Regions from separate parts of the Homo sapiens genome. Here all the other regions are linked to region 2. The links are chromatin loops, found by intact Hi-C in ENCODE. Cell type or tissue: IMR-90. All regions are shown on one strand. Links, peaks and the distances in the headings refer to the core of each region. The heading gives the core; the rest is flanking DNA. Region 1 overlaps PLCB1 (phospholipase C beta 1). Region 2 holds the start of PLCB4 (phospholipase C beta 4). Region 3 overlaps PLCB4 (phospholipase C beta 4).

Region 1 (10,017 bases), core at 2,699-7,698, 310 kb before region 2:
GGGCACCCTCTTCAGCTGGGAGGCCAGCAAAGCGTTACCCCTGCTGTATTTAAGCCAAAGAACCACCCACTGTGGGTGTATAGGTCCCATGTAGTCAAATCTAGTTTTTCAAGGGAAGTAAGAAACCCATTGTTTCAGTATAAGATCACCTTAATTAAAAGATTTGACAACACTGGTTGAGCCAAAGAAAATGCATCCATGTACTCCATTGGGACCATGACTTTCCAGTTTGCAATGTCTTGCTGAACAACACATACACAATCCTTTCCCTTTGCATATAATTCTAGGGAGAATTTTTCTGATGGATGTAACTAAATAGTGTGACCATACTGGCACTTACCCATCAGAAGTAGTCATTTTTCAAAAGAAAGATTCTGCCATAGTGAGCTATACAGGCTGCCCCGGTTACTTGTTTAGTCTCCTGTCTCCCCTAACTGATGTCCAGCCACTGCTACTAAGGGCTCTTCCAGCATTGAGTAGGGTGTAGTAAACAAGCAGGGATGATTTGTTGAATTAAAATAAGTTCTGCCATCACTTAATGCAGTTTTGGAAGATGGTTTAAAGATGATTTGGGAAACAGATTAAAAGCCACTGGTGACAATCAGTGTCACTATTTTCACTCTTATCTTACTTTTTATAAGAAAGTTATTATAGGTCAATTTTTCATCTGTAATCACATGCCAAAATGTCACAATGTTAGGCTCCAAAAGACTTCTGGAAAAATATATTTCCTAATGTATTTTTAAAATGTGCTACAAAGTAGAACATTGGGATAGCCTCATTGTCAGTAAAACCTGCCAGGGACTTGGAAGGCAATTCTGATAAAGAGTTACAGAGAATTTAGCATATTGAAAAGCAACATTAAAAGAGTATGTAGGCAATTATTTTATAAGGATCAGCATTTATTCAACAAACATTTTTAAACTGTTTACTGTGTATAAGGTATGTGGAATTAGCTGCTGGAGGGTGTCGAATGAAGATTTTACGTTTCAATGCATTTATTATTATTATTCATTGGTAGTATTCCACAAGCTTAAAGGTTTTATTTGTTTTATGTCAACATAAATAACAAACAGATGCTCTCTAAAAGAAAATGGTATTATTTAAGAATAGGGCATACTAAATTATGTGCTTAGTCAGGGAGGGAAGGAAGACAAAGGTTTGTAAAGGATAAATGAGGAGGGTTACATAATTGTTTTCAGATGATTAGCCTTGGCTACAAGGATCAATAACAAGAGTGACCTCAGTCTGACGTTGGACAGGGAGTTGCTAGGCAGGTGTCCTCACAGAAGTATTTTTTGTGTAAAGTTGCTATGGCCTTTGTACAAGGTGATGGCTTTTGCAGAGTCTTTTGTGAGAGTTTTTCTTATCAGGCATTTATGAGTGAGAACCTTCTCTTTATGACATTCCCTGGCTCTTTTTGTCAGGGTTTTTTGGGTTTTTGTGGGTGTTGTTGTTGTTTTAATATAAGGGACTCCATTTAGATTCTGACAACTTTCACATTATTTAACATCCACATATTTACTCTGTGCCAGAAACAATTCTAAGTACTTTATAAGTATTAACTTATTTAATCATCTAAACAATCTAACAAGATAATATTATGATCCCCAGTAAACACCTGTCTTCATCTATAAGGATAAAGAAATTGAAGCACAGAGAGTTAAGTGAACTGCCCAAAATCACACTGCTGGTAAATTGCAGGGCCAGAATCTGAACCCAGGCAAGCTGTGCTCCAAAATGTGTGTTCTTATCCATCACATCGATTAGCTCATTCTGTAAAACAACCCCAAACTTGGCAGCTTATAACATCAACTAGTTATTATTTTTCATGCATTATCTGGTCAGCTGGGCAGGTCTGCAGATCCAGACCAGACTCATAGACTCAGCTCATCTCAGCCGGGTTCACTCAAGTGTATGTGCTCAGCTGGGGACTGGCTGGTCCAGGACATCCTTGACCAGGATGACTCAGCTCTCTTCCAGAAGAGCTGGATGACAGACCAGGATGACTCAGACCTCTCATCCTCCATTGCTATAATAGGACCCTGAGAAACAGTGGAAAAATTTGCAAGGGTCTTTTGTATCAAGTTTGCTATTCTCTGATTAACCAAAGCAAATCACATGGTCTGGTCCAGAGTCAGTGTGGAAGGGCACCACCAACGGGCATAGACATAGGTTGGTGTAAAAATTGGAGACTTTAATACAATTAACCTCCCATAGTCATGGCTCAACACTATGCTGTTTTAACCCTGCTTTCCAGGGAGTATCAAATTTGATATTTCCAACTCCAAAAGAATTGTGAAGATGCTATAAAATGTAGCCTTGTTGGTTTAGGAAGGCAAGAAAAGAATAAAAAGAAATGTGGAAAATGAAAGGATATTTATAATTTTAGGCTGATCCTGGAGAAACACCATCAGAGGCTCCAAGTGAAGCGAGAACGACTCCAGCAGAAAATGGGGTGAATCACACTACAACCCTGACACCCAAGCCACCCTCCCAGGCTCTCCACAGCCAGCCAGCTCCAGGTAAGCCATCTGGAAAGAGCTGGACAACATGAGCAAGATCCTCCAGTTCATTAGTGCCACTGACGGAGGCGCTGTGATGTGGGTAGCTAAAGCATCAAGTGGGGAAAGATGTGTGGACTTAGGAGGAGCTCCGTCAATGTGCAATTAATGAATGAAAGCCAGAAGAGAGTCATATGTGCTCATCTGGCTCTACAGATAACTTATGAAACCACAACAAAAAAAATCACCCAGATTTCCGGTGTCCTTTTTCAGTGATGAGTTATGACCCATCTGCTGGCACAGTTTGAGAAGAATTCTCCAAGCAGCTTATAAACAACCATGCCTTAGAAGTGCATTCTTAGTCTTGCTTCATTAATTCTGTGCCAAGGGCTCCTTTCCCTCTTTCTCCAACTTTCTTTTCAACATCTTTGAGTGTCTGCCCTGTGCTGGACACATTGCTAAGCTTTTCATATGGATCATTTCAATTCCCCCCATACCAGGCCCAAGAGTAGATTCTATTATTGTCCCCATTGTGCAGATGAATAAGCTGCCATTTTCAGGTGATAAAGTACTTATTGAAGGCCACAGTGCCAGGGAAGAGTGACCTTAGGCCTGATGCAGTTCCCAATGATACTAACATTCTTGCTTTTAGCTCCTATATTACAGCCAAAGCCACACTCTTGTCTCATTTCTCAAAATGAATAAATGAATAAATAAATAAATAAATAAATAAATAAAATAAAAATCCTTTGATTTCTACGCAGCTAACTTTGACATTTAATCTTATGCAGCTTTGTGTAACTATTCCTTGTGTGTATGTCCTGTTTACCCCAGTAGATGGGAGGCTTCCTAGGTAGACTTCAATTTGATGCCTCCTCTGTACATCACACAGTGCTGGGGAATAGCATGTACCTGATAATTTCTTGTTGAATTGGTTAATAAAGTAAACAAAAGGGAGCAGAATTTCCTTCCATGAAGGTGTGGAAAGGAGCTCCTTTCTTTGTCATACTAGATCAGGGTGCCAGTAGATCCAGATCTTTTAAGGGTATTTCTCATGGGAGAGAAAGAGAATTAAAAAAAAAAAAACCAATTATATTTAATTTGTATCAGACACGCTTGAACTGCTTTTTAAAAGGTTGCTGGCCAGGCATGGTGGCTCATGCCCGTAATCCCAGTACTTTGGAAGGTTGAGGCAGGTGGATCACTTGAGGTCAGCAGTTCAGGACCAACCTGGCCAACATGGTGAAACCCCCATCGCTACTAAAAATACATAAGTTAGCCTGGCATGGTAGTGCATGCCTGTAGTTCCAGCAACTCAGGAGGCTGAGGCAGGAGAATTGCTTGAACCCAGGAGGCGGAGGTGCAGTAAGCTGAGATCGCACCACTGCACTCCAGCCTGAGTGACAGAGCGAGGCTCCATCTCAAAAAGAAAAAAAAAAAGTTGCCAAAGTCAATAATAGTAAGAAGATGACGTTATAAACAAGAAGTAAATTTTCAAATAAAGAGTTTTATATACCAAATACAAACATCTTGAATGCTTCTGAAATATAAATCCATCATTTAAATGTGTGAGTAAATAGTCATGTGTTCCTGAAAGTAAAAGAGAATTTAGCATTTTCACATTTAATTTTTTTAACTTGATATTTTGGAATAATTGAACTTACAGAAAATATTTTTTAAATGGCACAGAATACATTGCAAAAATAACCTCTTCTTCCCCTAAAGTTAACATCTCACGGGATCATGGGGCAATCATCAAAACCAGGAAAGTAACATTGGCATGATACTCTGACCTAAACTGCACAATTTATTTGGACTAACCTGCTTTCTACAGTAATGTCCTTTTACTGTTCAAGATTCCAACGCAGGATCCCAAATTGTATTTTATTGTCATGATTCTTTAGTCTCCTTTAATCTATGGCAGTCCCACAGTCTTTCCTGTCTTTCATAACCTTGGTACTTTGGAAGAACTCTGGTCAGTTATTTTGTTGAACATCCCTCAGTCTGGGTTGGTCCGATGTTTCCCCATGATTAGGTTGAGGGCATGCATTTTGACAAGAGCACCATGCAAGTGATACTCGCCTTTCTCAGTGCATCACATCACGGATATATGATGTTGCTGGGTCTCATCACTGATGATATGGGATCACTTGGTTAAGGTGGTTTCTCCACTGAAAGTTATTATTTTCCCCTCTTAGATATATTGGGAGAGCTACTTTGAGACTATGCAAATATCCTGTTCTTCCTTAAACTTTTGCTTACTGATTTTTAACATTCACCAATGGATCTTTCCTGTAACAGTTATTACTGCCTAGTGGTCAACATTTGACTTTTATTTTTATTTTACTTTATTTTATTTTGAGACAGAGTTTGGCTCTTGTTGCCCAGGCTGGAGTGCAATGGTGTGATCTCAGCTCACTGCAACCTCTGCCTCCTGGGTTCAAGCGATTCTCCTGCCTCAGCCTCCCAAGTAGCTGGGATTACAGGCGTGCACCATCACACCCGGCTAATTTTATATTTTTAGTAGAGACGGGGTTTCGCCATGTTGGTCAGGCTGGTGTCGAGCTCCTGACCTCAGCTGATCCATCTACCTTGGCCTCCCAGCGTTTGACTTTTAAAAGGTCACTTGTCATTCCTGATTTAGCCAGAAGATGGCGATAGCATTGCCTAAACTGAATTTGTTCCAAGTGGATGTCTTTTCTCTTTTCTCTCGTTATAAATGGGGCATATAATATCACATTTTTTTTTTTTTTTTTTTTTTGGAGACAGACTTTCACTCAATCTGTCACATAGGGTGGAGTGCAGTGGCATGATCTCAGTCCACTGCAAACTCCACCTCCTGGCTTCAAGTGATTCTTCTGCTTCAGCCAACCAGGTAGCTGGGATTACAAGTACCCGCCACCATGCTCCGCTAATTTTTGTATTTTTAGTAGAGACAGGGTTTCACCATATTGCCAGGCTGGTCTTGAACTCCTGACCTCAAGTGATCCGCCTGCCTCGGCCTCCCAAAGTGCCGGGATTACAGGAATGAGCCACTGCACCTGGCCTAATGTTACATTTAATTAGGTTTGTCTCAAAGCTGCAAATGAAGACTTTTTAAGAATAATTTTTATAAAGAATTTTCTCACACAATTTGTCATTTCTCTGAAAAGAGATTTAGATTCAAGGCCCAAATATGTTTGTTTGTTTACAGGAAGAATAAAATTTAAAAAGTTGAAGAGGCTATTTATTTTATCTTTTATATTACAGGTTCTGTAAAGGCACCTGCCAAAACAGAAGATCTTATTCAGAGTGTCTTAACAGGTAAATGCCACCCTTTCCCCCCATGGAATTAAGCAGCTCAGTGTTACACAGTGGAAGTATTTAGAGGAGAGGAAATTTCCATTCATATCTGAAAAACAACATCATTAATATTTCTTCTTCTAAAAAATCTAGAGACATACACTTTTAGTTTAGTCTACATGATATGATATAATCACAGAGAAGTAACCATACTTTGTAGCTAGAACCCTACTGGCATAAAAATAATGTAGTTTCACAAGATAGCTATTTCAGCATCAAAGAATAGTTTCATGCTGGAAATGTAACCCAGTGAACAAGAATGCCTGTCTTCCCAAATTGCCAATAATAAACTATATTTTAGATATGCAGAATATGATCCATTTGTGAGCATAAAATGCACAGTGTTTAAGAACTGTGATACAGTTTGGAGTTATTTTATATTTGGTTAGTCACATAAACTAGTGGAACTAAAATTGGTACAAGCTTTGTGCAGTACAATTAGCAGTATGTAGTGGAATCTTAAAAATGTTTATAATACTTGGTTCAATATACAACAGAAATGTACACACACGTTCACCAAAAGCAGCACCACTGGTAAGGGCCAAATCTAGAAACAACCCAATGTCCATCAGCTGTAAGGTAGGTAAATAAATTGTGATAAATTCCTAGCATGGAACAGGAGGCAACTGCAGGAATAAATAAACTCAAGTCACACACAACATGGATAAAACTCAAGCATAATGTTGAGGAAAAAAGTCAGACACAAAAGAACATATTCTGTAGGATTCCATATACACCAACTTCAAAGACAAAACTAATCTGTGCTGTAGAAACCTGGATTTGGATTATACTTGGTGGGAGACAGGAACCAAAAAGGAAGGCTTCTGGGATGCTGGCCAAATTCTAACTTTGACCTAAGTGATGGATATTGAAGCACATTGACTTTGGGAAAATTTACAAGGCTATACTTTTATGATTTATGCACTTTGATGCGTATATTTGCATTTCATCAAGAAATGCATAAAATATGCGTAGAAAAATTACTTGAGGAAAGTATTAAAAGAAAACAAAACATGGTTTGGTTTTGTTTTGTTTTTGAGACAAAGTCTCACTCTGCCACCCAGGCTGGAACACAGTGGTACAATCTCGGCTGACCGCAACCTCCACCTCCCGGGTTCAAGCAATTCTCCTGCCTCAGCCTCCCAAATAGCTAGGATTACAAGCACGTGCCACCACACCCGGCTAATTTTGTATTTTTAGTAGAGACGGTGATTCTCCACGTTGGCCAGGCTGGTCTCGAACTCCTGACCTCAGGTGATCCACCCGCTATTTTTAGTAGAGACGGTGATTCGCCACGTTGGCCAGGCTGGTCTCGAACTCCTGACCTCAGGTGATCCACCCGCCTCGGCCTCCCAAAGTTTTGGGATTACAGGCGTGAGCCACTGTGCCCCTCCCAACAAAACATGTTTTTAAAAGATTTAGTTCTAGGCTGGGTGTGGTGGCTCACGCCTGTAATCCCAGTACCTGGGGAGGCCAAGGGGGGGGCGGATCACCTGAGGTCGGGAGTTCGAGACCAGCCTGACCAACATGGAGAAACCCCATCTCTACTAAATATTACAAAATTAACCGCTGTGGTGGCGCGCACCTATAATCCCAGCTACTCAGGAAGCTGAGGCAGGAAATTCGCTTGAACCCAGGAGGCGGAGGTTGCCGTGAGCCAAGGTTGCGCCATTGCACTCCAGCCTGGGCAACAAGCGCGAAACTCTGTCTCAAAAAAAGAAAGATTTAGTTTCATGGGAAACAACACCATATTAATGCATACAACAAGAGACAGCAGTGTTCCTAGAATGTTGTTTAAAATAACGTAAATGAATGGACAAAAGGCAATGGTCTGTACCAATACATTAGCTGTGATTATATCTTGGTGGCTTATTTATAAATGATATTTGTGTCTTTATATAAGTGAGCATTACCTTTATACTTAAGAGCATAGTCTAAGGAACAGCCTCTCTCATCTACAGACTTTTTAAAAATAATAGTTTATGTGGATTTATTTCTAATCGTAGGTTAGAACATCTAGAGCCTTATTTCCAAACTGCCTATAGCTGATATGCTGTAAACCACTTTTAAAGAAATAGAATTGCATCTGCCTCCAAGAATGCAGCAATTCCTTGGGATTATAAATTCTTAATGTAATAATTTATTATGCAACCATAATGAGTCAATTTGGGCCTGAAGGAAACCATTAAATAAATGTACCTGGTTTTCTCCATGGCCTCATTCTCAAAAGAGATCGAATGTCAGGAGAATAGACACAGTATAAGAAAAGGAAACATATTTCTATTGCTTAAAGACCTTAACATTTAATAACATAACTTATTATTCTAGTCTCAATGTTTATTCACTAGACATCTTATTTTCTATTCAGGTCTCTTGTTATTCACAGCATATATTATTTCTGAATCTCTTGATAGTTTCAAATATTTATGGTAACATTTTTTGTTCCCAGAAGCAGGACATTCAATTCAAACCATGGAAACATGTGAACTATGACTTGATCTAGGTCCATATAAATGATAATTCACTGGAGTTAAGATACCATCAGTTGTAAAGCATCCTACGTTCATGTATTGCTAAAAAAGAAAAGCACTGACCAACCATCATACCCCACCAACCATAAGATGCATCTTGATTTCGGAAATGTTAACATATTTTTTAAATGCACATTCTAGAATTGATTGAATATATCAGTAAAATACAGATTAGTTTTGTTTTGTTTTGAGACGGAGTCTCACCCTGTCGCCCAGGCTGCAGAGCAATGATGTGATCGCGGCTCATTGAAACCTCCGTCTCCCGGGTTCAAGTGATTCTCCTGCCTCAGCCTCCCGAGTGGCTGGGATTACAGGTGCCTGCCACCACACCTGGCTAATTTTTGCATTTTTATTTATTTATTTATTTATTTAGAGACAAGAGTCTAACTCTGCCACCCAGGCTGGAGTGCAGTGGCACAATCTTGGCTCACTGCAACCTCTGCTTCCCAGGTTCAAGCAATTCTCCTGCCTCAGCCTCTCGAGCAGCTGGGATTATAGGCATGTGCCACCATGCCCAGCTAATTTTTGTGTTTTTAGTAGAGACAGGAGTTTTGCCATGTTGGCCAGGCTGGTCTCGAACTCCTGACCTCAGATATCCACCCACCTTGGCCTCCCAAAGTGCTGGACTTACAGGCATGCGCCACCACACCTGGCCTAATTTTTGTATTTTTAGTAGAGATGGGGTTTCACCATGTTGGCCAGGCTAGTCTCGAATTCCTGACCTCAGGTGATCCTGCCTCGGCCTCCCAAAGTGCTGGGATTACAGGCATGAGCCAATGCACTTGGCCCAGAATGTTTTAAGGTCAGACTCTATCACATTCAAAGTTTTCTCAGCATGGGATAAAAAAATCAGCCAGGCATGGTGACTCATGCCTGGAAATCCCAGCACTTTGGGAAGCCGAGGAGGGCAGATCACTTGAGGCTGGGAGTTTGAGACCAGGCTGGCCAACATGGCGAAACCCCGTCTCCATAAAAAATAGAAAATAATTATCCGGGCATGTTGGTGCATGCTTGTAATCCCAGCTACTTGGGAGGCTGAGACATGAGAATCACCTGAACCCGCGAGGTGGAGGTTGCAGTGAGCTGAGATCACGCCACTGCACTCCAGCCTGCGCAACAGAGCAAGACTCTGTCTCAAAAAAGAAAATAGTAATCATAATCATAATAATATAGTAAAGTGGGCTGCTAGTAAGCCTCTGGTGACTTTGTGCAAATTATATTAAGGTATCTTCCCTCAAGACACTTTACTGCTATATGCTTTTATGATAAATGTACCAGCTTATGATGTTTATACTGTAAATGATACCTTTTAGAAATGATGTTGTAGAACCTGCACAGTTATTTTCTAAGCCTCCACAGGCACAGTGCCAGAAACTGAGTTAAATACTTTCCATGAGTTCTTTTATTTCATCATCTTAACAACCCTATAAAGTTATAGAAGTATTATAATCCTTATAGCAATGCTGTTGGTGCCCTGCCCAGATTCCTTGTACAGCTGGTGCACCCGTCTCCTGGCTGGTGGTGAGGGTTGGCTGTTAACAGCTCATAACTTCTCCTTCTCTGCAAAATTGCCCTCAACCAAAAGGAAGCCCCCTCTCCAGATGGTTATGCCTCCCTGCACTGAATGTTCCAAATATGCA
Region 2 (10,017 bases), core at 3,013-8,012:
CTAGCTGATATATACAAAATTCTATTCTTAAGCAAGTAGTTTGGAATGGAATTAATCTTTATTTTACTTTTCTATTTTCCCTTTACACTCCAATCAATGATTAATTTAATCGAAAGTTCAGTGGGAGTTTTTTTTTTTTCACCAGACATTACATTGCACATAAACTCAATCCTTAGGCAATTTTCTTCATTATCATTTTCTTTGGTATTCAAAGAAAACCAAAGTTGTTTTAGTTGTTCAGTGCACAGGGGAACAAGACACAAAGTTAGGGAAAGGATACCCTGAGGTCCAGACAGCTCGTATCAGGCCTGTCTGTGTGCTGCCCACTTTTCAAAGATATATGTCTCTAATTAAGGTAAACTGGGCAAATGCGCCAGTGGTGATCTCTGTCTTCCAAAGCACAGCATGCAAAAAGCTAGGTGAAAACTGTAATTAATGTGCCACTTTAAATGGGAACAAGAGATGTACTGCCCTTTGTCTAAAAGAGATACAACATGATCTTTTGCTAATACGGTTGAGACTATTCAGCTAAAGGTCCTTATTGTCACTATTATCCTTTCATATTAAGTAACAATGACAATAAGCAAGACTTTATACAAATCAAAGTAAAGAACTGGTGGCGTTTGCAGTTTGCTTTGGCTTTTCTTGTGGTGAATGTTAATTTTCATAACACAATGTTGCCAGGTAATTGATAACTAGAGTCTGCAGCTGAGCACGATGAGGTGTTCAGGGATCTACATTCTAGAGAAAGTCTTCAAAATTGGTCTAGGCATCCTCCTTGCTGCAGAAACAGCTCCATCTTACCTGCCTTCCTGTTGGCCAACCCATTAGCCTGGCTGGGATGGGCAATTTTCTCTATTTTCTCTGGGCTTCCAGTAGATACTCTAGAAGGCTCTTCAGCTTAACTTTCTTGCAGATGCCTCACCCAACAGGGTGGCCTACCTAGCATGTGAGACCCAGCATTGAGATGCTCTAGGCTGGACCACCATGAAGAGAACTGTGGAGCCTGGGAAAAAAGGAGAACCTGGGGTTGGAATTCCAGAAGGACCTTCCAAGGGCCTCCCTTATTATCTCCATGGCAGAGAGCTTGCATTGCACTCCTGACAGATTGTGTCCCTGATTTCCTAGCCAGAGAAGCAGCCACAGTGAACCAAGAGAAGGCCATAATGGCTATAGGTCAAAGGTAGAGACACTGGCCTTTTCTTCTTGCTGCCCAACATTCTGGCGGAACTAGGCCTTGAAGGGCAAATGGCAGGGTTGGGGAGGGTGGCTGGGGAAGGGCAGTGGGTAGGAAAATGTTTAAATGCCAGATCCTGTGCCAGTAACCTTCCACTTCAAGAATTAAGGCATCTAATAGGGCTTGCAGTGGGACAGGGAGAAGACAGAAGACTGAATTTAAGTTGAGTTTGAAGGTGAAGGTTTAACCTGATGATATGGTTTGGCTGTGTCCCCACCCAAATCTCATCTTGAATTATAGTTCCCACAATTCCCACATGTTGTGATAGGGACCCGGTGGGAGGTAATTGAATCACGGGGATGGGTCTTTCCTGTACTGTTCGCCTGACAGTGAATAAGTCTCACGAAATCTGATGGTTTTATAAAGGGGAGTTCCCCTGCACAAGCTCTTGACTGCCACCATCCATGCAAGATGTGACTTTGCTCTTCCTTGCCTTCTACCATGATTGTGAAGCCTCTGCAGCCATGTGGAACTGTGACTCAATTAAACCTCTTTCCTTTATAAATTACCCAGTCTTGGGTATGTCTTTATCAGCAGCATGAAACAGACTAATACACTTGGTCTGAGTTTTAATACTGAAAAGTGATAAACTCTGCCCTAGTGGACCCACTGCTGTATCCTTAGAATAGGCTCCTTTTTCTACCCTCCCTCCTATAGGCATTCTTAATGCACATCTTCCTAAACCATCAATCAGATCATGTCATGACCCTGTTTAACATCTTCCAATGGGTTCATGACACACCCAGACTAAAGTCCAAGGTTGTTTCTGTGACCTTACATGGTCTGGCCCCCTGCTGCCTCTGTGACCCCACTTCTGCTCACTCCATGTCTTGCTCTGCCACTCTGGCCTCCTTTCATCCCTTGGACATGCCAAGCATATTCTCATCCGAGAGCCTTGGCTGGTCTCGCTGCTGGAAACACTGTTCTCTAGATATTAACATCTCTCATTCAGCTTCCACTCAAATGGCCTTAGAGTGGCCATCTCTGATCCCTATCTAAAATAGCTGCCTCTCTACCTCATCTCAGGAAGCCTTCTTTTCACCATGGTTCTTAGCACTACTCAATGTTTTACATATATATATATAGAGAGAGAGAGAGAGAAAGAGAGAGACAGAGAGATTATATATATATTTACTTATATAGGTTATAAAACACTACTTAGCACTACTCAATGTTTATATATATATATATATATATATATATATATTTTTTTTTTTTTTTTGAGACAGGGTCTCACTCTGTTGCCCAAGCTGGAGTGCAGTGGCCATGACCTTGGCTCACTGCAGCCTCCACCTCCCAGATTCAAGTGATTCTCCCACCTGAGCCTCCTGAGTAGCTGGACTATGGGCACATGCCACCATACCCAGCTAATATTTGTATTTTTTTGGTAGAGTTGGGGTTTTGCCATGTTGGCCAGGCTGGTCTCGAACTCCTGACCTCAAGTGATTTGCCCACCTTGGCCTCCCAAAGTGCTGGGATCATAGGCTAGAACCACCACACTTGGCCCAATGTTCTATATTTTTAATATGCTATTGTCTATCTCCTGTGATAGTATCTAAGTTTCTTAGGGGCAATTATTTTTGTCTCTTGCTTATTTTAGTATCCTGGCCAAAGAGTAGTGCCTGGCACATAGAAGGTTTCAAAAAATTTGTTCAATGGGCCAGGCACAAACCTGTAATCCAAGCTCAATCCTTTGGCTCAAACCTGTAATCTGAGTACTTTGGGAGGCTGAGGCAAGAGGATCATGTGAACCCAGGAGTTCACAACCAGCCTGGGCAACATAGTGAGACTCTGTCTCTACAAAAAAATAAAATAAAAAAATTTAGCAAAGTGTGGTAGCGCACACTTGTAGTCCAAGCTACTGGGAGTGCTGAGGTGGGAGGATCACTTGAGCCCCTGGGTTTGAGGTTGCCGTGATGATGCCACTGCACTCCATCCTGGGCAACAAAGCGAGACCCTGTCTCAAAAAAAAAAAATGTGGAATGAATGACCATCTAACATGTCATCAAAGGCAGGGTAAGGGAATTGAGAATTTGGATTGAATTTAGGATTTAGAGAAAAAAATTATTTAATGTTTATACCTGAGTTGAGATTCCTTAATAAACATATTATTAGATTGAAGACTTAACAGTAACAACAAAGATTACTGTGACTTGGTTTACCAATATATAAAATGAAAGATAGGCTTAATCTATACAACTTTGAACTCTAAGGCAGGAGGGCTAGTTTTATGGACTCTGATGTGTGTGGTAGATTTTAAAAACAAAATACTACTCTATTTTGTGTCTCCTTTTATTAAAATTGAAGTTGATTTCTCCATGTTTTGAATCTGGGCATGGCCATGTGGCTTGCTTTGGCCAGTAGAACATTAGCAAGCAGAGGTATAAAATGCTATTTTGAATTGGGGCTTTCCTTCTTTTGCTGCTGGGAACTAGGAACTCACCATACGAAGAAGCCATATGGGAATACCCTGTCATCCTTGCCATCCGGATGAGGCTCCAAGCTCCGCATGTCTGCAGCTGCATGAGTAGGCCCAGGAGAACAACACTGCTCAGCTGATTTTAGCTCCAGTTACTGATTCACAGAATTGTGAGCTAATGAATAATTGTTGCTTTAGGCTACTATGTGTTGGTGTGGTTTGTTACACACTAAAGGCTAACTGATATAGTGTGTTTGGGTGCATTATCTACTAATACTATGTTCTATTGTTAAAAACTGTCAAGACACACAGCTTCAGCTCATCTGTCTGTGAGTGATACCTGGGGAATAGAGGAACATACACAGGAAGCCCTGGAGAACTGGGTTTGAGCCTAGTGATGCTACTTCTTGGCCGTGTGACCTGGGGGCAAATTGCTTAACCTTTTTGAACCTTGGTTTTCTTATACATATAAAATAAAGAACAGGCCTAAAATACTGCCCTAACCTCTTGCAACTAAAAATCTATCTAAAGACAGCAACATCAGCATGGTGTGGGAACTTGTTAGAAATGCAGAATCTCTGATCCCACCCCAGATCTGCTGAATCAAAATCTGGAGTTTAACAAGATCCTCAGGCAACTTGTATGCCCATTACACACTGCCTTATCATGCTGGAATCACTCAAAATCACCAGATCCCTTTTTTTTTCTTTGAGATGGAGTTTTGCTTTTGTCGCCCAGGGCGGAGTGCAGTGGGGCTATCTCAGCTCACTGCAACCTCCGCCTCCCGTGTTCGAGAGATTCTCCTGCCTCAGCCTCCTGAATAGCTGGGATTACAAGTGCCCACCACCACGACCGGCTAATTTTTTTTTTTTTTTGTATTTTTAGTAGAGATGAGGTTTCACCATGTTGGCCAAGCTGGTCTCGAACGCCTGACCTCAGATGATCCACCCGCCTTGGCCTCCCAAAGTGCTGGGATTACAGGCGTGAGCCACCGCGCCCAGCCAAAATCACCACATCTTTAATATCCCTAACAGTGAAGAGCCACCAGCCTTTCCCTGGGATCTATCTTTCCTTTCCAATCTTGTGGGGAAACTTGGTCTGGGATATTTTTCTTGGCTTCTTCACAGGCAGACAGCTTCAGCTGCTGAGGAGCTTTTTTTCCAGGCTCAGCTAAAATTACAGCTTAGTAGTTGAGCTGGGGAGTGGTCAGTGGGGCCTCAGCCCCCTCTTGCTTAAGGATGCCCAGTTGGTTAAACTTTTGATGATTATTACCCCCATCTCTTAGCCCTGCCTGGAAATGGCCAGGATGTGCCAGGGGAATGAGTCTTTTGCATCTACAACTGCCCCTGCCCATCAGAGCCTGGACTATTGTTTGCACACACATTCCCCCTCCATTTCTTACACTTCACGCCCCGTCTGGCCCTTTCTTTCCTCCTGGCCAGCCGGACCGGCTCAGGCGGCTGAGCATGCCTAGTGCAGCTGCGAGCATGGCCCCAGTCCCCAATGCGCAGGTGCCACGTCTCCGGGTTTTGGTGGCCGCCGGCCGGGAGAAGGAGGAGGCGGAGTGGGGAGGAGGGAGCCCTCCGGAGTTCGGGAGCAGCACGTTGTGAGGGTCCACACAAGGGTGATGCCAGACCGAACACCATTAGGGCCTGGGTGTGAGTGTGACTCGGAGGCACCTGGGGGCCGTTGTAGGGCCGGGAAAAGCCAGGAACTGGCTGGAGCAGCACCCCAGCATCCCAGGGACCAAAGTCTGGGGGATTTGCATGTCTGAGGTTGCACTTGTGGGAAGACTTTTTGGAACCACTTAATCTCTGTGGCTCTGTGTAAGACCCGCGAAATAAAAAGAGGCAGTAGTACTCTTTGGAAGATTGTTTTAGGGATTAAATGAATAAAAAGCGTTTAGAACACTGCAGGACGCATTGTAGGCGCTGTATGGGTTTATGAAACCGAATATAAACAAATAAGCACGTCCCCCACCCAGCCAACGGCTTTGGGGGCCCCGTTCTGGCCAGTCCTGAGCCCCTCCACACGGCCCACGGCGGGCTGCGGGTCTCCCATCCGAGGAGGGTGCCGCTTTTCTGCCCCCGCTCCCTGGGTTCTGCGCCCAGCGCCATCCCGTGCGCCCCCGACCCTTGGGCATGGGGCACATGCCGCGGGGAGCCGCCAGGGAGACCCCAGAGGAGCGCGCCGCGGGCCGGCTTCCCCGGATGCCCCACCCACCTCCTCTTGGCGCTGCCCACCACCTGCCTCGGCTGCTCGGCCCCCGGCTCGCGAGGCTGCGCCCCCGACCCAGTCGGCGCCCACTCCTCGCCCTGCGGGCTCGCGGCAACTGGGCGGCCGGCCCGGCCCCTGCCCACCCCCAGCCCAGCCCGGCGCGCCGCACTGGGCATGCTCCGTAGCCTGGGCAGGTTGGGGCTGCGAGGCGACAGCTCGGGCTCTGGAGCCGGGAGGCGAGAACGAGGAGGGAGGCTCGGGGGCAGGGGAGGAGGAAGCGGCTGGCCGCTGAGGGGCGGCGGGGCCCGGAGCGGGGGACGCGCAGGGCCCGGCGGTGGGCGGGCGGGTCGGCGCTGCCCCGTGGGCTCGCTGGGGAGCCACGGCGGAGACCCCCGCCCTCAACTGAGGTAAGGACCGCGCGGCGCGGAGACGGGGAGGCGGGGAGGCCAGGGAGGGGGTGCGGAGGCAGGCGGGAGGGCGGGACTGGGGTGCGCCGGGAGGGGGCTTGGCGGCGGCTCTTTATGGCGAGGAGGGGGTGGTGGCGCCGCGCCGGGAGCAGTAAGTGAGCTGCACCGCCAACAAGATCTCTCACACACAGACACACACACGCACACGCACACACGGGCGCGCACACACACGCGCGTACACACTGGGTCTCCAGGCAGCGGCCGTCGCCGCATCCCCGGCAGCAGCTCCAGGCAAAGTGACAGGTAGGAAAAGGCATTTCGGGTCCCGCCCGAGGATGCTCCCGCCCGCCTTGGCCCTCAGGGCTTGTTTGCTTTCCGCGGGTGCGTCCCGGACGCGCGCGCGCGCGCACCCGGATGCCCAGCGGGGACCCCGTGCAGGTGCCGGGTGCCAGGCGCCCTGTGCGCGCGGGAGGCAGGGGACCCAGACGCCATCCCCCTTCCCCTGCAGTCATCGCCTGCTGGGTTTCCTCAGACTCTCTCCAGACGTTCACCCTCTTCTGGGCTAGAAATAGCTCGGCTCGACGTGTATATGATTATTTTGGTTGGAAATAGTTGGCACCGTGCAACGCATGTAAATGTGTATGCGTGTGGATCTTCTTGCCTCTTCTGGGGAAATCATAGAAATGATTGACCGTTTCCACTTAAAACAACACTGACAGGCTTAGCACTCATTGGGGGCAGGGTTCGGGCCTCCTAAAAGCCTGTTAGTGAAGGAAATCCTTATTTTCAGAATTTTAAAGTTGCTTTTGCTTTAACCAATTAGACTCTGTATAGTACAATACTTCTGAGTGTAGACTTCGTATATGGTACTGAATCGAAGTATGGAAATATGGAATTCTCTAATTTCCAAGTGTGTTTAAGTGCAACTTTATCTAGAATCATAAAACTAGCATTTTCCTAGAGAGAAATACAACTGCCCACTATAGTTTCCATAAATATGGATATATCTGAAAGATGACCCTACTCTTCCAACTTTTTTTCCTCTTAACTTCTGTAGTGATTCTAGCTATTGTTCTAAAACATGTATTTGAAATTTAATTTTGGCCAGAATATTCAGGAAAGGTGTTTTTTTTTCCATATACGTAATACTTAGTGGTCTATATATTTAAGTTATAGGTATGTGGAGATAGCTGTTTAATAATTCTTTTTGTCTGGAAATAACGTTATTCAAACATAGGCAGCTATGTATCATTTTAAAATGATATTGAATTTCCCCTTAAAGAGAAATCAGATTTATAATGTAAACATGACCAGGAAAAGCAACTGGTGACTTTACCTGGGGAGGCTCCAAGGAGGTTAAGAAAGTATCTGAACAACTGTGTTTTTCAGAATAGAAAAATTGTGTGTGTGTTGCGGGGGAAGGTAAAATTTTAACTTTATTCTTTTATTGTTTTCAAGACGGCTGTTTTCAGAAATGTGTGGTTGAACTGAGACCCTCATATTTTATACTCTTCAAATTTGAGTGGCCTCAGTTATAGAATCATACAGAAGATCAAAAGTCTAGCTCAGCAGGGGCATGTGGTGTAATCCCTCACTATCTGTGTTATGTAATCCAGAATGCTGTTTTTCATAGGACAGTCTTGCATGATCCTTAGCTGGTGTATTGATCTATTATATCATCTTCCTTTTGAACTGTAGTAGTTTAATAAATGATTGCCATCTTTGGAGAGCACCTGTTTTCATAAAAAATCACTTTTTGAAATGGCAAAACATTTTTATTGGCACTTTTATGAACGTAAGACTTGCTGCCAGACGAGTAACCTTTTGAATGTGACGTATTATAACATATCTAAAGGTACCATGTATTAGCTTATGGACTACACTTCCTTCCAACTATATTATTACTCAACAGTTGGAACTTAGTTTTGATGGTATTACTACCCAGCTCTGAATTAATCGCTGTTGAAAATGCTGTTCTACAAGTAACTGTCAAAACAGAATTTCTAACTCCATTTGATCACTGGGTGCACATTTAAATCTGTCGGAATAACTCTACCTTTATTTTGCAAATGCATACCCACGCAGAAAGCTTTGTTCTAAAATACTCTATTGGAAGTTTTATATTTATATGCCTGAAAATGTGAGTGATGTTAAACTGCTTACATGTCCTGGAATCGTGAGGCGGTGTGTTTTTGCCTTATGAGATAAAGAAATATGGTAGTTGAAAAAGTGTTACAGGTTACCAAAAACCTTTTGCAGGAAAAGATTTTAAAAATTTGTATCACCTCTGAAATATTTCAACCACAGCAGAGTCCATTCAGTGCCCGTAGCACAGCTAGTTTGCCTTTCCCAAGATTACACACAACTGTCTTTAGATTAATGTATACTGCTGACTTTGGCAACATGGGACAGTTATATTTGGCAATTTCAGTAAACATGGTATTTTCCTAAGATACCACTAACTTCATTTTGGGGTTTGATTTATTAAGAATTGAAATGTTTGCCTGGTATTCATCTTTACCTCACCCTCTAAGTAAAATTGAGGTAAAAGTGAGCTTCAGGGCTGCTGTGCTGTTTTCCTTGTGATCACATTAGCATGCTAATTTGTGAAAGGATGTAACAATATAAGTGAAATTAGCTTCTGAGTTTAGTGTCTGAATTTTCATCCCCAGTTTTTCAGATGTAGCTGGAAAACTCAAATAACAGAATTAATGAAAAAATTTTGCAGATTATTAAAAAAAATTAGTAATTAGCTGAGTTTGATTTTTTATTTTGAAATCTTGAGAGTAAATTTTATCTTTTCGGATTAGAGCACTTAGGTAATGTAAGAAAGATTTTGGATTTCTCATGCTCTCCACACTTAATAGTAAACTATTTTTGAGGAAGTATAAATTTTCTTTGAAACTTAAAATTATTTAGCAGGCTGTGACTAAATTTTTGTTTGTGATCACTTATAAAGTAAGGGTGAAACAGCATGTTGATTAGCACCGCCGACCCAGGTCTTTTAATAAACTGTCTATCTACCACAGTTGAGTCCCTGTAAAACCAAGAACTTCTGTATTTGATATGCAAAATTAGGTCAAGGACTAATGGAGATGCTTTAATGATCACAGTTGGTATTTTATGTCCAGATTGAAGTTTTTAAAATAGTTGCTTTTCACCTCATAATATATGAATGTGTAGGCCATATTAGTGTCTGTCAAGGAGACTTATCTGCCTGTTGGGAAATAAATACAGCTTTTCATCGCTGGTGGGAGGCAGCAGTGACTTTCTGTGGTTTTGCTGTTGGTTTTCAGATGTGAACTGTGTTTGCAAGGACACTGCTTAATTCTCAGTGCTGTCCATTCCACATTTTCCTATTTCCCTCTCATATTGGGAAAATGAATAAACTTGTGTAGCTCTTTCTTCTATTCCTTAGTATTTGTTTGTTTAATAGTTTTGCTTTTGATAAAGCCTCACCCTTTAAAGTAGAAATACTTTCTCAAATTGTAATATTATTTATCTAGTTATGCCTTAGAATGATATAAAGGTTTTACATGTTCCTAGGCTGTGATTCTTTAGCTAACCAAGTATAAAAATGAGTTTACTTCCTTGCCAGTGGAGGCAGACCTGGGTGATTATGCATTACTGAGTGGATGAGTGTGATGTTTACATTGTCTTGGTTGGAATTAAGCTTGCTTTGAAAATATCACCCTGGAATAACTTTTATTTGCAAGGCCCACTTCACTCCTTTGCAG
Region 3 (10,017 bases), core at 2,496-7,495, 150 kb after region 2:
ATATATGTGGCCAGATCAGGCCCATGGGCAGCCTCTCTGTGAATGCAGCCTAGAGAATTAGTATATGGGGGCAGTTCCAGAGACTGAGAGAATTGGAGGGGGTGAGTGCCATGAGTTCTAGAAGTTTTGTCTGTTTTTTTCACTGCCATATACTCAAACTGAGAACAGCATCTGGCACACAGTAGGTGCTCAATAAATATTGTAGCACGAACTTGAGGAAACATAAACATATTAATACCTTACATGGATATAGAAAATATGACTGCATTGGTGAAACTTGTTTCTAAGATTTGATTACTTTTAATGTCTAGGCATGGTATGATTTGGGCTAACACAGTGTCCTTTTGGCCCACCCACTTTCTTTTTTTAACCTGCGATTCATTCGAGGGCTTTTATGGAAGTCATTAGGTGCTACAGAACAAAGCAGGCATTGATCCCTTCTGTGTTGCTTGGGTGCCTTGCTCCTCTTATCTCGTCTCACTCTGACCCTGACTTCTAAGATGAGTCCTAACACCGCCTGCATTTTACAGATAGGAGCTGGTTTCAGAGAGGTGAAGACAGTTGCTTGAAACTGCATAGCTGGTCAATGATGGTGCTCAGCTCTTCTGACTGCCAGGTCTTTGCCCTTCATCTCTGTGCTTGATACTCAGCATGCATTGGAACCAGTCATGTCAGCATCACCTGAGAGCTTGAGCTTCACACATGCTGAATCTCAGGCCCTGCCTCAGACCTACAGTCAAACAGAATGTGCATTTTAACCAGATATGCTGGTGATTTGTATGTTAAAGTTTGAGAAGCATTGTCCTACCCCACTAGGTTCTAAACTTGGGTTATTCCTGAATCACTTTTATGGATTTGGCCAAATCTGAGTTTTACCTGAACTTATGACTCATCTTTTCCACTTAAATGTATTTGCTTAAAAAGAAAATACAACCATGATAATGATGGTAATGTGGTAACATTACTATTATAAGTAGCTGTAAATAATTATAGTTATGTACCCAATAGAAGTTATGTACCCATTCAATAGAAGAATGATTCCATTTTCTATAAATAGAAGGTAAGTGCTAATGCCCATGCATTCTACATTACCTCTCCATGTACCATTGTAAAATATCTGTATTTTAAGATGGTACATGGAAACTGTACCATTAATAATAAAGTGTAATAAACCATAAAATATCTCTTCATGGACCATTAGTGGGAGAGTGTTCCGCTTTGGGAAATAATGCTATGGTCGATTGTAAAAACGTCCACAAGGTCTTCCCCACTGTACATTCATGGCTTTGCAGTGTGCAGTGCCCCATCAAGAGGTGGGACCATTTCTCTATCTTTTGAATGTGGGCTTGACCATGTAACTAGTTTTGCCAAATGATATATTAGCCAATGCGATACAACAGAGGCTTGGAAAGTGCTTGTGCTTTGGGGCCTGCCTTCTTGCTTCTCTTGCAAACTAGAGAACACCAAAATAAGTGGTTATTGATTTAAGCTACAAAAGTTTGAAGTCTTTGTTGTACTGCACAATCTCACTGACACAACTGCTTTCCAACATTCTGTTTGCTTGCAAAACAATCATTTCCATGTTCAGTATTAAGTCAGAGTAAAATGATCTGTTTTTGTTCAACCTTGCCCAGTTACTCTTCACTTTAAAACAAAATCTGAATATTGAATATCTTGGGGGAGGACATCACATGCTAGTCTTTTTGTGTTCAGTACATATATAGATTCACTAAAACAGGCATGGCAATGTCACCTTTAAATATTTGTAGGTTTCTTCCTCCTCTGAGAAATAAAAGCTTCACCCTTGGCTAAAGTTCCCCATTGCTTTGAAATAAGACTATGTAAAACACTGTGGCATGATTAGTGGTGGTTTACAGTAAAATATTGGTGTTTTCTTATGGCTTGAAGGCAGTTCCATATGTATGCTTTTCTTTTGTCAGGGTAAAATAAAATTGGATGTTTTCCATCACAAGGAATCCCCTGAAGAATCACAATAAGACTTTTTAATATATATAAATTTTATCACTTACTGTGTTTTCTTGAAGAATGTGAGTGTTTTCTCATTTTTGGAAAAAGCTGACTGGCAAACTCACTATGTGTATTATAGCCTTTTTTTAAAAGACTGCTTTCATGAAGTATAATTTACATATCATAAAATGCACTCACTTAAAATGTACAATTCAGTGGTTTTTAGTATTAATATATTCGTGGCATTGTGCAACTATCAACACAATCTAACCTTTGAATCTTCATTACCCCAAAAAGAAATCCCATGCTGCTCCTCTAGTCATAGAGAGCCACTAGTCAGCTTTCTGTTTCTGTGGATTTGCCTGTAGTGGACATTTCATATACATGGGAACATACCATATGTGGTCTTTGTGCTTGGCTTCTCTCCGTTAGCATACTTTTTTTTTTTTTTTTTTTTTTTTTTTTTTAGACAAAGTCTCACTCTATCACCCAGGCTGGAGGGCAGTGGTGCAGTGCAATCTCGGCTCACTACAAACTCTATCTCCCAGGTTCAAGCAGTTCTCTTGCCTCAGCCTCCCAAGTAGGTGGGATCACAGGTGTGTGCCACCACACCCAGCTAATTTTTGTACTTTTAGTAGAGACAGGATTTCACTATGTTGGCTAGGCTGGTCTTGAACTCCTGACCTTAGGTGATCCACCCACCCTGGCCTCCCAAACTGTTGGGATTACAGGCGTGAGCCAACATGCCCAGCCAGCGTAATGTTTCTTTGAAGTTAATTCACGTAGTCATGTGTATCTGTGTTGCATTTTTGAATTGCTGGATAATATTCTATTATGTGAACGTACTACACGTTTTGTTAATATGTTTATCAGTTGATGGACATTGGGATTGTTTACAATTGGGCTATTATGAATAATGCTGCTATGAAATTTTACATGTAATTTTTATATGGATATATGTTTTCATTTTTTCTTGGGTTCATATCTAGGAGTGGAATTACTGGGTAATACAGTTACTTCATTTTTAACCATTTGAGCAACTGCTAGACTGTTTTCCAAAGCAGCAGCATCATTTTACATTTCCACCAGCAGTGTATGAAGTTTCCAATTTCTCTAAATTCTTGTCAACACTTGTTATGTCTTTTGATTATAGCTTTTCTAGTGGCTATGAAGCAGTATCTCATTGTGGCTTTGATTTATATTTCCCTAATGGTTAAGTATCTTTTCATGGTTGTATATCTTTTTTGGGAAATGTCTATTCAGGTCATTTGCCCATTTTTAAATTGGGTTATTTGTCTTTTTCCTGTCCAGTTCTAAGAGTTCTTACATCCTGGATAAAAGTTCTTTATCAGATTTCCTGTTCTGTGGGTTCTCTTTTCACTTTTTTGACGGTGTACTTTGAAGGACAAAAGTTTTTAAAGAGGTTCGACTTATCTTCTTTTTTCTTTTGTTCTTCATGCTTTTGGTGTCACACCTAAGAAACCATTGTTCTGGTCACAAGGATGGTGCCACCCAAGATCACAAAGATTTACTCCTATGTTATATTTACTTTTAAGAATTTTATAGTTTTACTTCTGTGATTCACTTGGAGCTAATTTTTGTCCATGTTGTGAGGTAGGAGCCTATCTTCATTCGTTTGCGTGTGAGATACCATATGTGGTCTTTGTGCCAGTTGTCCTGGCACCGTGTGTTGAATAGACTGTCTCTCCCCATTGAATGGTCTTGATACCTTTGTTGAATGAAACAGCTTTTGTTTGCATTAACACTGATACAACTCTGGGATTTGCAATTTTGTTTACCTATTATGGGAAAATATCTTTCTTCTTTGAAAGATCAAAACACGTGGGAAGACATACATAAACACCCCAGACACACACACACACACACACACACACACACACAGCCTCTGTCTCTCACACACACACTCATGCACACAGTCCCTTCTTTACCAAAGCCCCATGTAATCCCTTCATGACCCAGAATAATAGTATTTGAAAGGAAAAGTTGGTATGCTGGAGTCTTCATTCACATATTACTACAACTCCAAGTCAGTTGCAATAGTTTGGCTATGATATGCCAGTAGCTAAATAGTTCATGACAAATTGCTTATACTGCTTAACTTCTTTGTAGTTAAGTATTTCAACATTGCCTTCCCCACATGTTGCAATATCTTATATATGCCCAGAATTAGAAAGGTTTATGGAACAATGAGGCAGTTTATGTTAGATAGTTGCTAGGGAATTAAAGAAGAGAAGGGAAAACATGTGTCCAGTCTCTAAGTCTTTGATTACGAAATGACTTGGGCAGCAAGTGGTTTCTCAAAACGAGGAGCATGGTATGGCAGGATCATTAATCAATGAGCTTTTTGGGAACTCGGCCTGTTTCATAGCCTCAGGAGACATAAAAGAGTCATATAGTTTAACATTCCAGCTGTAGGTAGGCCACCTAATTATTCAGCATTCAACAAAGATTTATTGAGCATCTACTCTGTGCCAGGCGTTATGGTAGGTATTGGGGAAATACCTAGTGGTTTTCAATAACACATAATCCCTGTCTTCATGGGAGTCGTATCTTCATTATTAATACATAATTACAAATATAAATGTAAGATTGAAAATCTGGTAAATGTCATGGAAGAAGTGGCACTGTAGGGGTTAAACATGGGCGAGGGTGCCTGGGTTTGAATGCCAGTTTTGTGGGATTCTTGAATATTCAACTTCTTCATTCCCTTTTCTATAAAATGAGAGTACATACATTTTTGAGTTTTTATGTGGATTATAAATGATGATTCAATCCATGCTTAGAGCCAGCCTGCATCATAGTAAATAGTCACTAAATTAGTAAAGTCAGGGTACATGATGCTGTGTATTCCCTAATTCTGTATATTTGAAGTGGGATGTTGCTTTCTGTAGAGACTTTGGAGTGAATTGGCTTTTTTTCCATTTTAATTATAAAAATTATTTGCTTCATGGTAAAATATTACATAATGGTTAAATGTTAGGTTAAAATCAAAGACCTTACCCTTTAAAAATCTCCTTTTAGTACTGGTCCCCTAGAGGGAGCTAGAGGTAGCCACACTCAGTGTTTCTTGTTTTCCCTCCAGATGCGTTATTTGTGTATAACGATATATATGTCTGTGTATTTACATATAGATTAGTGAGGTTTGTCTTAACACAATGGAGCCATAGTATCCATATTACTACACTACTTCAGACTTTTTAAATTAATAAAATGACCTGAGAATTTGTTTCTATGTCTTTTCATATAGGTACAGATTTCCTCTCTTGTTTTTCATGGTGTAGTCTTGTATTATATGAATGTACCAACCTACCTGAGACCTTATTAAAGGACTGTGCTGTAGTCATCTCTATACATAGATCGTGACCTTCACAAATTTCAATTCAAACTTTATAGACACAGTTTTCCCAGGTGTCATCAGTTGCCTCTGCCTTCTTACCATATGGAAATGGGCTTCCCCTTACTTTTGTGTACTTCTTTTTTTTTTTGAGATGGAGTTTTTGTTTGTTTGTTTGTTTGTTTTTGTGAGATGGAGTCTCTCTCTGTCACCCAGGCTGGAGTGCAGTGGTGCCATCTCGGCTTGCTGCAAGCTTCGCCTCCCAGGTTCACGCCATTTTCCTGCCTCAGCCTCCCGAGTAGCTGGGACTACAGGCGCCTGCCACCATGCCCGGCTAATTTTTTGTATTTTTAGTAGAGACGGGGTTTCACCATGTTAGCCAGGATGGTCTTGATCTCCTGACCTCGTGATCCGCCCGCCTCGGCCTCCCAAAGTGCTGGGATTACAGGCGTGAGCCACTGCGCCCGGCCTGAGATGGAGTTTTACTCCGTTGCCCAGGCTGGAGTGCAGTGGCATGATCTTTGCTCACTGCAACCTCTGCCTCCTGGATTCAAGTGATTCTCTTGCCTCAGCCTCCTGAGTAGCTAGGATTACAGGCACGCACCACCACACTTGGCTAATTTTTGTATTTTTTTGTAGATATGGGGCTTCACCATGTTGGCCAGGCTGGCCTTGAACTCCACTCCTGAGGCAAGTGATCTGCTTGCCTTGGCCTCCCAAAGTGTTGGGATTATAGGTGTGAGCCACTGCACCCGGCCACTTTTGTGTACTTCTGACACCACCTGGAACTTTTCCTCCCACTCCACCTTGAAAAGATCCTGAAATCTAGATTTCAGCCAAATCAGAAATCCAATGTCAAATCCAGAATCAACATAAACAACTTAATAACAAAGACAATACGGAAACAGCCATAAAAAAAGACTCTCTTTGCAAATAGATGTAATTCTGTTATAAAAAGAGTTTTTTCCAATTACAGTTCATCTAAGGACATTATACTGCTAATCAGGAAAAGATAATTATATTTACTTTGAGAAGGTTTTAGATAGCCTTGTTGTTCTATTGCTGCTTAATTATTTTAATAGATTAAGAGGGTGAGTAGGATATTAGCAGCATTGTAGAGAGAGTGTATAAACTCTGTTGGCTGAGTATAGCAGTAATAATTCTGATATGATGACTGTGTGTCTGTGTCATTTGTTTGCAACTTATGCCACTAATTTTTTTTTGTTTTTCTGACGTTTTTAAATTTACATTAGATTCTGATTTTGAAGTGCAAAGGACTGTTTTTCTCCATGAAAACTCTAAAAGTCCTTTACATCGATTTGTCTTGTCTGTGTCTGTTTCAGAGGACAGTGCTGCTGTGAGTTTGACGAAGTGGACATCACCTGCAGTCAGTCCAGAGCTGCCCAGTGAGTACTTTACCGCCTGTGTGGAGAGTCTTTGGTTGTAGGTTTCTAGAACTTTCAGTCTGTAAGATGAATCCCTTCATTCTGGCTGATGCTGCTTCTGAAATGCCTCTCAAAACTGATTCACAGACATCTTCCTTGATGCGGCAGAGCATTAAGCAGGATCTCCCAGCACTTTCTAGGTTCAATTTTATTAATTTCACTACTAACCTTGGGCACTTTACCCTTTGCTAGATTTTCTACTTGCTCTCTGCAATAGTGTTGCCCGCATTTAGTAAGCATCACATGTTTTTGAAGTGATCATTGTCTACAATTCTTTCTGGGGAGAAATGTTTCTGTGACTTGTTTTCAGTCCTGTGCAGATTTTGCTTAAGAAGATTCCCACTGATGTGAAAAATCACAACTGTGTACATTATCAGCAAAAATCCTCCATTTTGGGGGAACTACCAGGGGATGATGTAAATAAATTCTTCCAGTGCTCCCCTAATGGTTCATTTTACAAACTTTTAAAGAAACGCAAAAAGGGGAACTGGAAATATCTTTATATGGCTGATTTGTTTTATTTATAAACTGTAACTTGCCAATACTTGTATTCCAGAGCCAGAATCCTAGTGAATATGAGACATGTTCTTTTATAATCCCTTGATCAAATTGCTGTTTGTTTATTTATTTATTTTTGAGACGGAATTCTCGCTCTGTCACCCAGGCTGGAGTGCAGTGGCGCAATCTCGGCTCACTGCAACCTCTGCCTCCTGGGTTCAAGCGATTCTCCTGCCTCCACTTCCTGAGTAGCATTACAGGTGCATGCCACCACGCCTGGCTAATTTTTGCATTTTTAGCAGAGACGGAGTTTCACCATGTTAGTCAGGCTGGTCTCAAACTCCTGACTTCGTGATCTGCCCACCTCGGCCTCCCAAAGTGCTGGAATTACAGGTATGAACCACCGAACCTGGCTCAAATTGCTATTTTTAAATTGCTGTTACAAGTAAAGCATTTGGACTATGTATCATTTCTTACCTTCAGGAACAAGAGGTCATTTTATAGTAATGGCGTGAACCAGCAACTTTATTGTTTCTCCTAATAGGTCCTCCTGGAGGATCTGTTCCTCTGGGCTGTTGGCATTTAATGGCTGAGTGTTTTCCTCCAGCGTTTTGCATATCATGTGAGATACTTCATTATCTTCTGGCAGTGCCCGTGGCTGATTTTCTTCCGGCCTTTCCATGAGGGGAAGGAAGAATCGCACAACCTGACACTTCTCTAAGTGATCAGTGTTTAATGATGACAAGAGATATCCAGAAAGTAGATTTATTATTGAATGTTCCTATCTATTTTTAGTCAAGTGCGCTATCTTTTACTACTCCCCAAGGATGACTCATAAACCATGTCTTAGTAGGCAAAGAGGAGTTGGGGAGTAGGAGGGACTGAATAATTCTCTCGGGACTTTAAATCAGTGTGGACACATCATCTGCTTTTCACTCCTTCATCACATTAATCTGGACTATCCACTTTCTCTGTTTAAGAGTTGTATTATCCTTAAATAGGTCATTTTTCATCAGCTGTATTTATAAATGGTTCCTATGACGAGTTATGTGCTTATTGAATATAAACACTTGATTCAAGAGTCCAAAAAAAGAACCCCAGCAGAGCTCAGAAGTTTTGTTAAATATTTTAAGTTCAAAGAAGAAATTCCTCTACATTAAGGAGTGTAAATGCCATGCATTTAATTTTACAAAGCCTTGGCTGGGCGCGGTGGCTCACGCCTGCAATCCCAGCACTTTGGGAGGCCGAGGCGGGTGGATCACAAGGTCAGGAGATTGACACCATCCTGGCTAACACAGTGAAACCCCGTCTCTACTAAAAATACGAAAAATTAGCCAGGCATGGTGGTGGGCGCCTGTAGTCCCAGCTACTCAGGAAGCTGAGGCAGGAGAATGGCATGAACCCAGGAGGCGGAGCTTGCAGTGAGCCGAGATGGCGCCACTGCACTCCAGCCTGGGCAACAGAGGGAGACTCCGAAAAAAAAAACTTTTACAGAGGCTTTGGATGGCTCCAGATCCTGGGGCTGAAACAGTACATGGGCAGTGTACTCTCGTTCTCACCCAATAGGACCTGATTAGACTTGGAGCCCCAGATGTCACCTGGTGGTTGGTTGCTTATGTTACGCTTGCCTTTCTTCCAGAGAATCCTTCCATATGTCCCTCCATCCTCTCCTAAAAATAAAACCATTTGGCCTCTACTCTAGCATCATTCACTTGCTACATATCTTGAATTGTGAGTTGTTTTTAAAACACTGAACTAAAATCTGATTCTTCTATAATATCTTCCCATACTCAAAATTGGAAACATCTAAACTCTGGAACCTGAGCATTTCTGGTTTTGTCTTGAAATGCCTGCTTTACTTCCCCACACTTCCAACGGTGAGCAGCTCTGACTCTATGTTAGTTCTAAATGTATTTTTTAAGGCCTATTTATATGCAGAGTAGGCATTCAGAATATGTTCTTATTTCTATAAAGGCAAAAGGTATATTTTGAATCTTGCTTATATGTCACGTTCAATTTAGCTTTTTTTTTTAAACAAAACAAAACAGTGTTGGTCAATAAACTCCTAAAATAGAAAATATTTATTTAGAGAACAAAATGACTGTTTTTGGATGAATTATCCTCACCCTTGCATTAAGTGACCTTTGCATTGGGAGCTTTAGATTGGCTCTTGCTGAAGAGGAATGCCTTAGTTTAGTCCAATCAAAAACTGCTTTCAAGTTTCAGGAAAAGAAAGTAAACAACCCTTGATAACTTCTCTCCTGTGGCATTTTAGTTTGGAAGATACACTGTTCTTCTGAAAAACCTATCTAATGTTGGGGGTGCTTTCTTCCTTTTAAATTGTTTTAATTAAATATTCATTATAGACCGGGCACGGTGGCTCATGCCACCCAGCATTTTGGGAGGCCGAGGCATGCGGATCACCTGAAGTCAGGAGTTCAAGACCAGCCTGGCCAACATGGTCAAACCCTGTCTCTACTAAAAATACAAAAAAAAGTTAGCTGGGCATGGTGGCACATGCCTGTAATCCCAGCGATTCGAGAGGCTGAGACAGGAGAATTGCTTCAACCCAGGAGGCGGAGGTTTGCAGTGAGCCGAGACTGAGCCACTGTACCCCAGCCTGGGTGACAGACGAGACTCCATCTCAAAAAATGTTTGTATTAATTATATACAGAATTTATAACATTAGTGTTAGGCATGCAGCTCACCAAACTTAATGTTGACTTTTCTTTCATTTTGCCTCTACTTTAG

Evidence for each region. Peaks named below come from ENCODE experiments on the same cell type or tissue, not always from the same donor. Only the 100,000 strongest peaks of a DNase experiment are listed, where the experiment ranks them.
Region 1: a loop joins it to region 2, with 4 times the contacts of the local background. A loop is called at or near these places in 3 of 110 quality-filtered maps.
Region 3: a loop joins it to region 2, with 2.8 times the contacts of the local background. A loop is called at or near these places in 5 of 110 quality-filtered maps.

What each region holds. Positions count from the first base shown.
Region 1 is chr20:8,754,654-8,764,670 of GRCh38, forward strand. PLCB1 (phospholipase C beta 1) reads left to right here. Exons shown (of 32, transcript NM_015192.4): 24 at 2,393-2,525; 25 at 5,754-5,807. Among named protein-coding and RNA genes, the nearest start is that of RNU105B, 72 kb to the right of the region's middle. In IMR-90, for the core only: a CTCF peak has its summit at 5,149 (motif pointing right); a DNase peak (open chromatin) is centred at 2,758.
Region 2 is chr20:9,062,624-9,072,640 of GRCh38, forward strand. It overlaps PLCB4 (phospholipase C beta 4), which reads left to right and starts at 6,464. Exons shown (of 40, transcript NM_001377142.1): 1 at 6,464-6,583. In IMR-90, for the core only: no CTCF peak of the experiment used is centred there; DNase peaks (open chromatin) are centred at 5,158, 5,438 and 6,878; H3K4me3 peaks cover 3,146 bases; H3K27ac peaks cover 2,345 bases.
Region 3 is chr20:9,210,724-9,220,740 of GRCh38, forward strand. It overlaps PLCB4 (phospholipase C beta 4), which reads left to right. Exons shown (of 40, transcript NM_001377142.1): 3 at 6,667-6,729. Among named protein-coding and RNA genes, the nearest start is that of PLCB4, 150 kb to the left of the region's middle. RefSeq lists a silencer at 8,006-8,206. In IMR-90, for the core only: a CTCF peak has its summit at 5,028 (motif pointing right); a DNase peak (open chromatin) is centred at 4,148; H3K27ac peaks cover 173 bases.